2 separate regions of the Homo sapiens genome follow, and region 2 is linked to region 1. A link is a contact called in ENCODE Hi-C or POLR2A ChIA-PET data. All regions are on one chromosome and are shown on one strand. The core of a region is the stretch at or near the end of the contact, and the rest is flanking DNA. Distances in the headings are between cores, read along the strand shown. Region 1 overlaps DENND6A (DENN domain containing 6A). Region 2 overlaps FLNB (filamin B).

What was found. Hi-C counts contacts between places; a loop is a spot of excess contacts on that map. ChIA-PET counts read pairs that join two places held with the same protein, here RNA polymerase II (POLR2A). Pooled maps may share reads with other maps.
Region 2: a pooled map shows a loop between it and region 1 (3-fold over the local background). The contact joins two enhancer-like sites. A Hi-C loop is called at or near these places in 1 of 50 pooled maps. POLR2A ChIA-PET finds 5 or more read pairs at or near these places in 2 of 52 experiments (GM12878 and activated naive CD4-positive, alpha-beta T cell).

Annotation. Positions count from the first base shown.
Region 1 is chr3:57,668,527-57,676,199 of GRCh38, forward strand. DENND6A (DENN domain containing 6A) reads right to left here. Exons shown (of 20, transcript NM_152678.3): 2 at 3,874-3,912; 3 at 3,730-3,772. Among named protein-coding and RNA genes, the nearest start is that of DENND6A, 21 kb to the right of the region's middle. RefSeq lists a silencer at 7,076-7,125. Within about 2 kb of position 2,831, at least 7 of the 41 ENCODE cell types and tissues checked have a DNase peak (open chromatin) inside an H3K27ac peak, as active enhancers do; they include GM12878, where a contact is called at or near this core.
Region 2 is chr3:58,114,031-58,121,703 of GRCh38, forward strand. FLNB (filamin B) reads left to right here. Exons shown (of 46, transcript NM_001457.4): 19 at 4,842-4,959; 20 at 7,211-7,473. Among named protein-coding and RNA genes, the nearest start is that of FLNB-AS1, 53 kb to the right of the region's middle. RefSeq lists a silencer at 2,313-2,462. Within about 2 kb of position 3,626, at least 23 of the 41 ENCODE cell types and tissues checked have a DNase peak (open chromatin) inside an H3K27ac peak, as active enhancers do; they include GM12878, where a contact is called at or near this core.

The DNA.
Region 1 (7,673 bases), core at 1,581-4,080:
TATCAGAGGGAAGGCCCTCTTTAAACTTAGGCTCCTAAAGATAAAAGCCATTCAAATGAAACAAAAAACTGAAACCTAAAAAACCAACCAAACAAAGCTTTTTTAAAGTCAGGAGAATCTAAGGTGGCGGAGGGGCGGGGAAGGGCAAACGATTCCAATCTCAAAAGCATTTTTATCTGTGTCATTTTTTCATCCAGTCTAACATGCTGTTTAAGTGGGTATACAATGGAAATAAAGGCTTGATTTATGTCTCTTTCCTAAAGACTGCTCTACTGTGTCTGGACTTTCTTCTACAGCAATTAAAGGTTATCCTGGGAAATAACAAATTCATTTCAAAGTTGGTACAGTAATCCTTTTTTTTCTTGAGATGGAGTCTCACTCCGTCGCCCAGCCTGGAGTGCAGTGGCACAATCTCGGCTCACTGCAACCTCAGCATCCCTGATTCAAGAGATTCTCCTGCCTCAGCCTCCTGAGTAGCTGGGACTACGGGCACACACCACCACGCCCAGCTAATTTTGTATATTCAGTAGAGATGGGGTTTCACCATGTTGGCCAGGCTGGTCTCGAATTCCTGATCTCAAGTTATCTGTCCGCCTCAGCCTCCCAAAGTCCTGAGATTACAGGTGTGAGCAACTGCACCCGGCCTCCAATTTTCATTTAATAAACACATAAAAAAACCAAACTGTATGGATAACTACAACTGAAAATAGCAATTTCAAATATTTACAAAACATATAGTCTCTTGCTACCTAGGACAATGATGATCTGTTAAGACAGCAAAGTGCCTGCTTTCAGGTCTTTTGTAGATTTTCCTTGTACCAACCATACTTCAAGTCACAAGAACCACACTTCATTTGATGTGCAGCACATAAAAAAAGCATTAAATAATATCTATGAGAAAAAAATCAGTCAGGCGTGGTAGCTCACACCTCTAATCTCAGCACTTTGGGAGGCGGAGGTGAGCGGATCACAAGGTCAGGAGATCAAGACCATCCTGGCTAACACAGTGAAACCCCATCTCTACTAAAAATGCAAAAAATTAGCCAGGCGTGGTGGTGGGCACCTGTAGTCCCAGCTACTCGGGAGGCTGAGGCAGGAGAATGGCGTGAACCCGGGAGGCAGAGCTTGCAGTGAGTGGAGATCGCGCCACTGCGCTCCAGCCTGGGCAACAGAGCGAGACTCCATCTCAAAAAAAAAGAAAAGAAAAAAAATCAGCCGGGTGCAGTGGTTCACACCTGTAATCCCAGCACTTTGGAAGCCTGAGGCAGGCGAATCACTTGAGGTCGGGAGTTCATGACCAGCCTGGCCAACACAGTGAAACCCCATCTCTACTAAACATACAAAAATTAGCCAGGCATGGTGGCAGGCAAAGGTGTCCCAGCTACTTGGGAGGCTGAGGCAGGAGAATCACTTGAACTGGGAGGCGGAGGTTGCAGTGAGCTGCGATCGTGCCACTGCACTCCAGCCTGGGTGACAGAGCAAAACTCCATCTCAAAAAAAAAAAAAAAAAAGAAAAAAGAAAAAAAAAATCTGTAGGTCATTCATAAGCCAAAAGTACTTAAAAATTTTTTTGATAATGACACATGCAGAGGCTATAAAACTAGATATAGGCTATCTAAACACCACAGAATTAACTTCTTAGCCTTGATGTATGCATGCGGGGGACTTTTCCTCTACCATCTTAGGTTCACTAACTGGGGCCTGTGAAATAAACAGACAACAGATTAACGAGAAAAGATTTAGTTCGAATGCATACAAAGGCTTCAGAGAAAAAAAGTAAAAACCCAAAGAGGTGGTTAAACTTGGGAGCTTAGATACCATTTTAACAAAAGAAACTAAAATGCAGACAAAGGAAAAAGGATTTGGACTTCTAGGGGTGGTAATCTGTGGGAAGGTAAACATATGGGTAAAACTAATGAAAGATAAGGGTTATTTTAGCAAGGCTTATTTATGCAGAATTAAGCTGGTACCATCTCCAGTGATAAAGAGTTTTCTCTGGTGATTCAGAATTTTCTCCTCTTCCTGGTATGGGAAAGGGAAGGGGTGACACCTTCACAAAAGGAAATGTATGTCCTGCTTTTAGGCATATAGGGGGAGGGTAAAGGGCTCTTTTTGCATCTGCTGTTTCTCAGTTGCCTTCAACTCAAAATAATTCTTAAGCCAAAGTGGTATATTTGGGGGTGGTATATTCTGATCCCCTTCATGCTCATATAGAGAAGTGAAAAAGAGAGAGGAGCCATGACAACCAGCTATGATCTGAAAGAGAAGAGCATCCAGCATAATTCACTGGGATTCCATGCAGAAAGTCAGTTCATTCTGCAATCCATACAACTCAGCTTACTCTGAGACCTGGAAATCTAACCCATCACAGTATATAAGAAGTGTATGTACAGATTTTATAAGAAAAATGTTAACTGAAATGAAGATACATTCCTACAAGACCTCTGCATCATTATTTCATAAATGGGTCAAAAACACCAAAATAATTCCAGGTCAGAAAAAACCCCTTACTGGGATCTCTAAAAGGCAGTATCTAATTTACCAAGATACCACTTTTCTTTCATATAGTTCACCAAAGCTGAGTTCCAAATGGATAGGAAAAAAATTCTGGAAGCATTTATACAGAAAGGAGAAAATGCTAAAAAAAATTTTGTTTAACTGTCAAATCTCTCAAATCAGATTAAATGAACTAACTAGCACAATATTAGAAGTAACCGGCCGGGTGTGGTGGCTCACGCCTGTAATCCCAGGACTTTGGGAGGCCGAGGTGGGCAGATCACGAGGTCAAGAGATCGAGACCATCCTGGCTAACATGGTGAAACCCCGTCTCTACTAAAAATACAAAAACAAAAAATTAGCCGGGACTGGTGGCAGGCGCCTGTGGTCCCAGCTACTCGGGAGGCTGAGGTGAGAGAATGGTGTGAACCCGGGAGGCGGAGCTTGCAGTGAGCTGAGATCGCGTCACTGCACTCCAGCCTGGGTGACAGAGCGAGACTCCATCTCAAAAAAAAAAAAAGGAAGTAACCACAAAAGGAAAGAAAACTAGACTGTCTCTGCTATAGGGTTATAACTGTGTGTGGCCTGAGAAGCTAAATGTTTTGGTCACTATAAGCCAAGAAAAGCTAGTTTGAAAGTGAAACACAAGAGGTAACCTGAAGGATGTCAACGATTAGGACCACACAAAAGGAAGAGCTTGAAAGAGACTAACAAAACCAAGCTCAACAATAAACAGACCCTTGTATGTTTTTTTCTATACACCAAGCACTACGCCAAGGCTTTACCTATATTAACCCATATAAACTACTGCACGTAACTTATGGCCTTGCTTCCTAACCAAATTTATCCTGGCTTTTTTTAGGTTCACTGCTTTTACAGAGTTCCTGGTAAGCTCCCAAATTCTGAACTGAAAGTAAACTACATACTATATAAACTATTTAATACATACTCCACGAATCCCAAATATACCAATGTCGCTGATTTTCAACCTCTTCACTATTTTAAGAGTTTATTGTTCCTTGATGGTTTACCTCATCACACCATAACAGTTATTTTAAGAGTTGAAGCTACTAAAATCAACGATGACATGACTAGGCATCATTAAAATAGGAATAAAAATCATTGATCTGTTTGCAATCTAATATGCTATTTCAATCAATTTTCATACATTAACAGTATAACCAGTATTCTTAGTATAAAATTAAACAGAAACACTGTATGAAAAACAGTTACCTGAATTTGAATCTGGAAAAGACAAATAGCAAATATTGGTTTTCTGAAAAAGAAAACAAAAGTGATGTATGCTGACACATACATAATCAATAAAAACAAACAGAAATATAACAGTAAACTATACAGAGCAGTATTTTTACTTACTTCTCTGTCAGTAAGTTTGGAATGCTGAGGATAAATTACCTGGAAGAAAAGAGTTAAATTTTGTTAAACATATTATAAACATTAGTTATAAACATATTATAGGCCAGGCACGGTGGCTCACGCTGGTAATCCCAGCACTTTGGGAGCCCAAGGCAGGCGGATCACTTGAGGTCAGGTGTTTAAGACCAACCTGGCCAACATGCCGAAACCCCGTCTCTACTAAAATTACAAAAATTAGCCAGGTGTGGTGGCATGCACCTGTAGTCCCACCTACTCGGGAGGCTGAGGCAGGAGGATCACTTGAACCCGGGAGACAGAGATCGTAGTAAGCCGAGATCATGCCACTGCACTCCAGCCTGGGTGACAGAGCAAGACCCCGTCTCAAATCAAACAAACAAACAAAAAAATATATATATATAACATTAGTCTAAAATAGTAGTTGGTTATGGTCAAATCACTTTCAGAAATAGTTCACAGATGCACGGATAAAGAAAATGCAGTACATATACATAATGGGATATTATTCAGCCATTAAAAAAATGAAATCCAGGCCAGGCATATTGGCTCACACCTGTAATCTCAGCACTTTGGGAGGCTGAGACGTGCAGAGTTCAATACCAGCCTGGTCAACATGATGAAACCCCATCTCTACTAAAATACAAAAATTAGCTGGGTGTGGTGGCTCATGCTTGTAATCCCAGCTACTCGGGAGCCTGAGACATGAGAATCACTTGAACCCAGGAGACGGAGGTTGCAGTGAGCTGAGATTACGCCACTGCACTCCAGCCTGGGCGACAGAATGACATTTCGTATCAAAAAAAAAAAAAAAAAAAGAAAGAAAAAGAAAAAAAAAAAATAATGAAATCCTGTCATTTGCAACAGCATGGGTAGAACTGTTAAGTGAAATAAGCCAGGCACAGAAAGACAAATATCACATGTTCTCACTCATATGTAAGGGCTAAAAAGAGGAACTCACAGAGATAGAAAATAGAATAATGATGGTAAGTTACCAGAGGCTGGGAAGAGTAGTAAGAGTTTGAGAGGGGGGAATAAAGAACGGTTAAGGGCTACAAAAATACAATTAGATAGAAGGAATAAGATCTAGTGTTTGGTAGCACAATAGGACAACCACAGTTAAAAATAATTTATTGTGTATTTCAAAATCACTAAAGAGTAGAACTGGAATGTTCCCAACACAAAGAAATGATAAATGCTTGAAGTGATGGATATCCCAATAACTCTATTTGATCATTATACATTGCATGTCTGCATCAAAATATCACATGTACCCCATATATATGTGCAACTATTATATATCCACAATAATGAAGTTTTTTTTGTGCTTTTTTTGTTTTTGTTTTTGAGAAGGAGTTTCACTCTTGTTGCCCAGGCTTGAGTGCAATGGTGTGATCTTGGCTTACTGTAACCTCCACCTCCCAGGTTCAAGTGATTCTTCCCCTCCCGGGTTCAAGCAAATCTCCTGCCTCAGCCTCCTGAGTAGCTGGAATTACAGGCATGTGCCACCACACCCAGCCAATTTTGTATTTTTAGTAGAGATGAGGATTTCACCATGTTGGTCAGGGTGGTCTCGAAATCCTGACCTCAGGTGATCCACCTGCCTTGGCCTCCCAAAGTGCTGGGATTTCAGGCGTGAGCCACCGTGCCCAGTCAAGAATATTTTTTTAAAAATACTGGGAAGCCGGCCGGGTGCAGTGGCTCACGCCTGTAATCCCAGCACTTTGGGAGGCTGAGGTGGGAGGATCACGAGGGCAGGAGATCGAGACCATACGGTGAAACCCCGTCTCTACTAAAAATACAAAAAAATTAGCTGGGCGTGGTGGCGTGTGCCTGTAGTCCCAGCTGCTGGGGAAGCTGAGGCAGGAGAATGGCGTGAACCTGGGAGGTGGAGGTTGCAGCGAGCCAAGATCGCGCCACTGCACTCCAGCCTGGGTGACAGAGCAAGACCCCGTCTCAAAAAAAAAAAAGAAATTGGGAGGCCGAGGCAGGTGGATCACAAGGTCAGGAGTTCAAGACCAGCCTGGCCAACAAGGTAAAACCCCATCTCTACTAAAAATACAAAAATTAGCTGAACATGGTGGTACATGCCTGTAATCCCAGCTACTCCGGAGGCTGAAGCAGGAGAATTGCTTGAACCTGGACCTGTGAGGTGGAGGTAGCAGTGGGCCCAAGATCGTGCCACTGCACTCCAGCCTGGGCTACAGAGCAAGACTCTTATCTCAAAAAATAAATAAATAAGATAAAATAAATAAATAACTAGTTCTGCAGCACTATTCACAATAGCAAAGCCATTAAATCAAATTAAATGCCCATCAATGAGAGACTGGATAAAGAAAATGTGGTACATATATACCACGAAATACTATGCAGCCATAAAAAAAGAATGGGATCATGTCTTTTATGGGAACACGGATGAAGCTGGAGGCTATTATCCTCAGCTAACTAATGCAGGAACTGAAAACCAAATACTGCATATTGTCTCTTATAAGTGGGAGGAGCTAAATAATGAGACCTTATGAACACAAAGAAGGAAACAACAGACACTGGGGTCTACTTGATGGTGGAGGGTGGGAGGAGGGAGAGGAGCAGAAAAGATAACTATTGGATACTGGGCTTAACACCTGGGTGATGAAATAATCTGCACAACAAACCCCTGAGACATGAGTTTATGTACATGTTTATGTAACAAACTTTTACATGTACCCAGAAACCTAAAATAAAAGTTAAAAGACAAAAAGCAAAACAAAAAGAAACAGTTCACAAACTTTAATAATGAAACAAGGGGGAAAGCTGGGAGCATTGAGTAATATTTACATTAGGTAAAAAAAGTTTTTGGTTTAAAGTTATCTCCAAAAGATTGGTAAAATCATTAAGTTATCAAGAACCATTTACCAATTGACTAATAACTCAAAGCTTACTGAGTCTTCTTTGGTAGCCTATAATCTAAAGAGAAAATAATCTTCAGCTGGCGTCTACTTCAGTAAATAATATTTTTCAACTGACTCCAACAAGTAATACACATCCTAACTACTTAGTTATTAGTAAAAGAAAAATGAAACGGAAAAATAATTATCTGCAGTTTAAGAAACCTCAAGGACCATCTCCACAATAAAGGCTATCCTAATTCTCTCTGGTCCCTTTAAAGGATCATTATGCATTTTCTTAGGTTATTTTAGTGTCTGCAGTGACCACAACCACCTTCTGATGAAACTCCTGCCCCACAGCCCCTGCAAGGAAGCAGGGCTAGGTCAGATCAGCTACCAGCAGAACAAACAATAGTAAACAACACACCCAAGGGCACACACTCTACAAGCCAACCAAACTCTATGTTATAACCAACCTGACCTCCTTAGGAGATGAACATAACATTTATCAAAGTGACAAAAATTACACACTCAGTGCTTGACTAGTCAACTGGCACTATACATTAGTCACAGAAGGCATCTTGTGTGCATTGGTAGTAATGCCTCTCTCATGCCACCAATTATCAAAGGCCAGTGATTTTCAAACATTATACCGGAGGTGCCTCAAAGGCCACCTGGTGGTACTAATGGCTGTCTTAGGAGAGTCAGGCCCCCCAAGCACATAAAGGCTGCAGCGAGCCAAGATCATGCCACTCCACTCCAGCCTGGATGACAGGGTGAGACCCTCTCTCTCTCAAAAAAAAAAGTCCTTCTTGGCCAGGTGCCATGGCTCATACCTGTAATCCTAACACTTTGGGAGGCCGGGGTGGGCAGGTCACTTGAGGCCAGGAGTTCGAGATCAGCCTGGCTAACATGGCG
Region 2 (7,673 bases), core at 2,376-4,875, 450 kb after region 1:
TGTTGTAGCACGTGTCAGAACTTCATTCCTTTTCGAGGCTGCATTCCACTGTATGTATATATGTTTTGCTTCTCTCTTCGTCTGTTTTTTGTTTGTTTTTTCTTGAGACTCGCTCTGTTCCTCAAGCTGGAGTGGCACTGTCTCGGCTCACTGCAACCTCTGTCTCCTGGGTTCAAGTGATTGTCCTGCCTCAGCCTACCGAGTAGCTGGAAGTACAGGCACGTGCCACCATGCCCAGCTAATTTTTGTATTTTTAGTATAGATGTTTCACCATGTTGGCCAAGGTTTCACCATGGGGTTTCACCATGTTGGCCAGGCCGGTCTTGAATTCCTGATCTCAGGTGATCTGCCCACCTCAGCCTCCGAAAGTGCTGGGATTATAGGCATGAGCCACCGCGCCCGGCCATCTTCATTTGTTGAAGAACATTTGGGTTGCTTCCGTCTTTTGTCTGTTGTGAATAATGCTGGGTGTACAAATATCTCTTTGAGTCTCTGCATTTAATTCTTGTGATTATAAACCCGAAATGGAATTGCTGGATCATATGGAAATCTCTTTTTAATTTTTTGAGAAACTACTATACTGTATTCCACAGTGGCTGCACTACTTTACAGTCCTGCCAACAGCATGCAAGGGTCCTGGTTTCTCCACATCCTTGCTAACATTTGTTTTTTTTCTGTTTTTTTTTTTTGTTGTTGTTGTTGTTGTTGATAGTGACCATCCTGTTGAGTGTAAGATGGTGTCTTATTGTGGTTTTGATTTGCATTTTCCTAATGATTAGTGATGCTGATCATCTTTTCATGTGCTTATTGGTCCTTTGCATATTTTCTTTGGAGAATTATCTACTTGCCCATTTTTATATCAACCTTCTTAATTTTATGTTGAGTTTTAGGAATTCTCCATGTATTCTGGATATTAGTTCCTTATCAGATAAATGATTTGCAAATATATTCTCTCACTCCTTGGTTTGCCTTTTCACGCCGTTAACAGTTCTCGTGTGCAGGTTATAAACGCGGCTTCTTATCTCCAGACTTGCTCTTCCTGTGCTTTAAAATAAAAAATCCAAAACAAAACATTCATTATTAGTAATGATAAAACTAACACTTTTATAGATAGAGCATTCTTTTCTCATCAGGCCACTCAATAGTAAGTAGGTAATTATTTTCCTGCTGATGGTTCTGAGGGTTGGTGGGAGCCTTACTACTGGGTGCACCACGCTGAATCTTCTTTGTTGCCAAATTCTCCATATTCTTTAGGAGAAAGCACCAGAAAGCCATAGCTGTCTGCGTACAATGACTGGGATCACAAGGCCATGACGTCTTCTAAAAACATTTTGTGACTTCTGCTTTATTCTATGTCTATATGCCTTTTAGTGTTTTGGCTGAGCCGTTAGAAAGTAAGTTGCAGATATCAGGACAGGGTCAGGGTTTGACCTGCATCCTTGGAAAGGACTGCAGAACCCAGTACCCCAGACGTCCCCTGCTGCTGGTTGAGGCAGAAGTGGAGATTAGGAGCCTAGGTCCGGTTTTGTCCCCTTTGAAGTAATGCTGGAGTGGGAGGCTCCTTACTTCAGAGTCACCCCAAGGTCACATTCATCCAGTTCTCTGATAGCAGCAGGTTTGAGAACTGCTGCCATGCTGAGTACTCACTTAGGGCTTTGTGTCCGGATGCTCCCAGGATGCATTCAAGGAGCCGGGTGGGCCTTGGTGGCGGTCGTTGCCACCAAGTGGCAACATCCAAGCTGCTTGAAGCCACCCACAACCCCACAACCAAGAGAAGAGAAGACCAAAGTCCTCAGGTAAATCACAAGTGTGAATGACTTGCAGGGTGGCACTGGGGTCCTTCTTGTTGTTTGTTGCTTGGAGCTGGGTTTATTGTTTCATTATTTGGGCAACTTGCAATTCTGCCTATTTTTCTATGGCAAAGAACACATTAAATCTCTCCTTAGATTGAATTTCCTTCCCACCCCCACCCCCAGCACAGAGCCTGGCCCTATAAGTGCTCTGTGTGGATTAATGGCTGTGAGTGAGCGAATAAATGACATGGCGCCTGGATTCACAAGCGGAGATGGCCTAAGAACGTTGTAATCTGGTAGAGGAGTGATGCCAACACCTCCTCATTCTCCTTTGAACTCTGTTTTCTGAAGAGCAGCTAAAAGCTCAAGACTGGGCTAAGGAAGTGTGCCCTTGGATGTGGTTAAGAGACCTGGGTCAGCCCAGAAAGCCACCCCCTGACACGGGGGAGGGAGCATACTTTGAGGGCTGACACCCACAGGCACACCTTCTCATGGTAGTTTTAGGGTATAACAGGCTGGAAATCCCCAGAAAGGTGGCTGCTTGGGCATGGGTGTGTCCTGGCCTGGTGTGGGCGCTTCCCCCTCAGAACACAGGCTGTGCCACGTGGGGAGCCGAGGTCCTGCCTGAGTAACCCAGGTCCCTGATTGCTGGTTTTGCTCCCTGACACCTGCAGGCCTGCCACTCCACCTCGCAAAGTCCCTGAGTGACAGCTTGCAGGTGCTTGCCTGCCTGGGGTGGATGAGTGATGTGGATGGCTGTAGGATCCTGTGAGTCCCTTGAGGATGCAAAAGTAGAGCGCGTTTTGCCTTAGAGGAATGGACTTGTTGGCTTGGGGCTTGAGGACCCTCCCAGAGGTCAAAGACTCGGTTTTATAGAAGGGAAGTGATTTCCCTGAGGACTTTGGTCTTCTCTTCTCTTGGTTGTGGGTGGCTTCAAGCAGCTTAAATTTCTCACCGCACGTTCCCCTGCGCAGAGCAGTTTGAGAAGCTGGTGGCAATGTCTCCATTACGTGCTGTGCTGGGAGCCACTAGGATTGGGGACCACTCCATGTAGTACTCTGGCACCTTTAGAAATCCCTGTGAGCTCACAGACCCTCACAGAGTAACAGCTTCTACCTTGAAATGTTCTTAACGTGGTGGTCCTGGCTGCTCCTGGAGGGCCCTAAAAGGGATGGTGCTGAGGGTGGCTCTCTCAGTCCCATCCTCTTCTGAGCTGTCTGGTCAGTGTCTTGTGTATGTATATTTTGAAGAATAAGATTCAGGTTTCAGAAGCATGTAGAGGAGAGTGAAACTGTCTTGCAGCCTGCGAAGTCGTGGCGAAATGCACTGGCCATCACTACCCAGACATCCCTCACTTCATAGCCCTGTTGGGGAATAAACACAGTCCATTCCTTAGTTGGGGCCTCAGGGGACACTTTAAAATGCTGTAGGCATTGTAGGTGTAAATCTCCGAGATTTTTTCCCTCCCCCTTCTTAGGTTATTTAAGGTACAGTTCATTTTCTATCTGAGTTTTTGTTTTGTTTTTGACTGGTAACAAGAGCATACTTTCTTTTATGGGATGGGTGGGCTTAACTGGAAGAGGGTTTTTCCCTCTCTTTTTTAGCACTTCAGAGAAGAGGCCAGAAAACTTTATGCGGGTGAGGGAGGAGGTATCCCCAAGACCTCTGGTTAGCCTGAGGTCTGCTTAGTGAGCCCCTGAATTGTTAGGGGCTGTGGGGAAACGGAAGCTCGGGAAGAGTTGGCACGTTGGGAATGCCACGTTGGCTGAAGTAGCGAGTCAGTCCTGCCTTAAACAGTACAAAAAGGAGACCTTTCCTGCCCCTTGGCTGGCTCCCAGCTCTGTTGAATTTGACCTGTACACATTTTACCAGGAAATGTTGTTCACATGAGGCAGGGGGCCAATTGGTTTTGTGTGCAGTGCTTAAAAATGCTGGAAAATTAATCCTCTCTTCATTGATGCAACCAGTTTTTTTTTTTTTTTCTTGGCCTTTACCCCCTTCCTTATTACAAAAGGAATGTGACAAAATATACATAGGCCAAATGCTACACCCTTTTAACACTTGATCAGCAACAGCTTTCAGCAGGGCCTGCATTCCAGCAAGGCTGCTGGATTCTTGGGGGGAACTCGTCTCTCCCTCACACTTTCCTGTTACATTATGCCTGGCCGATTGTGGTGAAGGGGATCTTGATCTACTGAGACAGCCATGAGATTTCTTGGAGCCTCGATTTGGAGGGAGGGAACTTGGCCAACCATGGAGAGAAGAAGCCGGCTGTGTGCCAGCCTGGAACCGGCGAGAGGAGAGAAATGGCGCACACATGGCTATCGCGTGCCACCCGGCCACCCGTGAGGGTGCCTGCCAATCCTGCAAGCACCATCTGCCTTCACACTTGCAATTTTATTTTCTTTCACATGGAAATGGAAGTTCAGATATTGTGCGATGGTCTTAGCACAGGTCTAGGTGAACTCTTGCAAATCCCTGTTGCAGCCTGGGGGCCTCAAACTGATTCCTAGGACAGAAATGGTTCTGTTTGGTGAGTGGCCCCAGGCCCAGCTGCACTGGCTGGCACTGGGTATGATGATGGGGAGGTGGTGTGGCAGAGCAGCTAGGACACAGATTTGGGGGCCATGGGTATGAGGCCCAGCTCGCACCCTTACCAAGGTGTGTGACTTGGGGCACGTTCCTTTACCAGTCTGAGCCACAGTTTCCTCTCCTGAAAAAATGAGATGACAGTAGGAACTACCCCTTAGGACTGTTTTGATCTTGAATTGAGGAAATGCATAAAAGCACATAGCATGGTGCTTGGTGTGTAGAAAATGCTCATTAAGTTGCTTCTGTTATTATTAGCTGCTCTTATTTGATCTAATTTTTCTGTTATTCTTGCCTTGTGGTCAAAAGCTAGAAGAAATAGATCTAAGATACTTTCTACATTGATTGGAATCAAGTCTCCCCTGTCCGTGAGAAGAATGAGGGATCTTGAGGGGATTTTAAATGCCAAGTTAGCTTTTTGGTACCCAAAGGTAAACTGAGTTTTCTCTCTTGTTCCAGGGCAACATGCAGGTTCTGGTGACTTACGGTGGCGATCCCATCCCTAAAAGCCCTTTCACTGTGGGTGTTGCTGCACCGCTGGATCTGAGCAAGATAAAACTCAATGGGCTGGAAAACAGTAAGTGCCTGAATGGAGAGCAGATGGGTTGTTGATGACCCCCCAACGTGGCTGCTGGTTAGATTTTCTTCAAAAGGTGAAATTTGCAGAGAAGCAAATTCTATGTTAAGAGACTTTGCAGTTGCACAGACTTTGGTTCGAATTAAGGCCGTGGTGTGAAGTAACTGTGACTGTGTCTGCCCCTTAGCCACACCGAGACTCAGCTTTCTCATTTGTACAGTGGGGGGTGGTCGGCGGGGAGAGGTTGAGAACACCCATGGGAATATTTTGAAAATTATATGAGCTAATGGTTCAGAGGCTGGCACGTAGTCAGCCCCCTGGCATTGCAGTAGGAAGTTTTCATTAAAAAGAGAATTTGGGCTATGTTGCTTTCTGATGAGTTTCTAACTGTGCCAGCTATCCTTGGCAACTGAATCCGCACTAAGGTTGCGAGTCAAGCATAAATGCCAAATCCCTGGCACTCAGAAGTCACTACCACCACACCTCTGCCCCATCCCAATGTTCCTTTAGCTTGTTAGGGATTTTACTAGTATAAGCTCATTTCGCTTATTTTCAATTTTCTGATTATTTTTTAGTAGGGAAAATTTCAAACAGAAAAGGAAAGAGAATAGTATAACATGAACACTGATGTACTTATCACTCAGCTTCAGATGTGCAACACATGCTCATAAAATGATTTTTTTATACAAGTAAAAATATATCCATTTTTCATCTAAAAAACATTACAGTTAAGGGATAATTCCACTTTAACCCTCACCTCTCCTTCTCCCTAGGGTTAACCAAAGTTTTCAATTCAGTTTCTGTTCTTCCAGATCTTCTCTCTGCATCTATACATATAGATGTGCCTGTGGAACACATTTGGCTGTATTTATTTTGCATTAAAGTTGCCCTGCTGTATAAACCTACTTCTTCGGCCTGCCTTCCAACAGTGCATCTCGGGAATCATTCACTCCTACATCTTTTCCGTCTGTGTTTACTGCTGAGTGGCTCCAGACTGGATGTACCTCAGGGCTCACATTCACCTGGTTTCAGGCTTACTGAGGCAGGGCTGAGTGCATACCCCCAGGACGGGGCCTCCTGTATTCACCTGTGAGGGTTTCTCCAGAGTACCACTAGCAGTGCCATTAGTGAGCATCTTCCTTCACTCGTGACCCAAGTGCACAAGTTGCAAGCAAGGCCAGCTCCCAGTTGCAGAGATCCAAAGTGAGAGCTCACTGTTGGCTTTTGTGGCTGGAGCAGCCAGCTCTGAGTGTGTAAACGTCCACTGCCCAACCCTGTCATGTGTCCCCTTGTCACTCCTTTCCCCAAGACACTGAGAGCTTTGACTCCAGAACAGGAAAAGCAGGGTGCCAATTAGGAAAGCCTCTTTTCCGGTGGGAAGTAGCGATCCGGGACCTCCTTGCCTGTGGTTCGGCAGTGTCCATCTTGCCAGGCCCTATGTTCCTTCAGAGTCAAGGTTCTCTGGGTTGTGGCAGGGGCCCTGTGTTCCCAGTGCTTTTGTTTTGGGTAAAGTCCTTTCCCTGTTCTTGTCTAATCTAACACTTGGGCTTCCTGCAGCCCTGCTTTGCAGAGACCTTTTGGAAACCATCACGGTACAGTCAGTTCTCAGCACTTGCTTCAATCGGCTCGCATTTGGCAGCTCTGTGACTTCTGCTTTCTTGAGGGGGAGGGGTGCCTATAAGATGGAGTTGGCTGCCAAGAATTAGTAAATAAAACATTGACTTATGAGGGTGTTTGGATATCAAGTTAACACCAAAAGTAAGTAAATAAGAGACGACAGTGTCAGATTACAACTTTCTGGTCAGCAAAGATTGTGGGGTCAGGTAAATTTCACTTTGAGTCCCAGCTTGGCAGGCTGCTGCATATGTCACCCTGGACAAGTTACTTAACCTCTCTGAGCATCAGTTTCCCCATCTGTGAAAGCCATTGGTTAATAATAAATACCCCATAGGATTGTGGTGAAAATTAAGACAATAACCTATTTGTGCTTGGCATATAAAATGCATTCAGTAAATGATAGCCGTTATTGCTGTCATCACTAATTGATTATTGTGCCGACACTTGTTGTTACTGAGGCTGAGATGCTGATGATACTTACTCAGCTTTGCTGCTTGTCCTCTGCAGCAGCTGTTGCTTACAGTGGAGGCTGAGATAAGTCCCCGTGTCCAAAGAACCATTGCTTCTGTGCTCTGGATTGTTCCTGCTGCTGAAAAGGGTCAGCTCTTCACCTCAGCTTGTGTTTCTTTTCCAGGGGTGGAAGTTGGGAAGGATCAGGAGTTCACCGTTGATACCAGGGGGGCAGGAGGCCAGGGGAAGCTGGACGTGACAATCCTCAGCCCCTCTCGGAAGGTCGTGCCATGCCTAGTGACACCTGTGACAGGCCGGGAGAACAGCACGGCCAAGTTCATCCCTCGGGAGGAGGGGCTGTATGCTGTAGACGTGACCTACGATGGACACCCTGTGCCCGGGAGCCCCTACACAGTGGAGGCCTCGCTGCCACCAGATCCCAGCAAGGTCAGCCTTTGCTTTTGTCCCAGAACTTGTCTCATTGCTGTCAAACATGACACCATAGTCCTTCTCTGGTTCTTCCTGGCAAAGACCTTCTGAAAATCGTTTTGTGATGAAAGTTAGCACAATTCACTGTGAAAGGTCCCCTGGGTAGGTGGGTCACAACCCTGCTCCTCCTCTTGCTCTCTGACTACAAGACTTTGGTG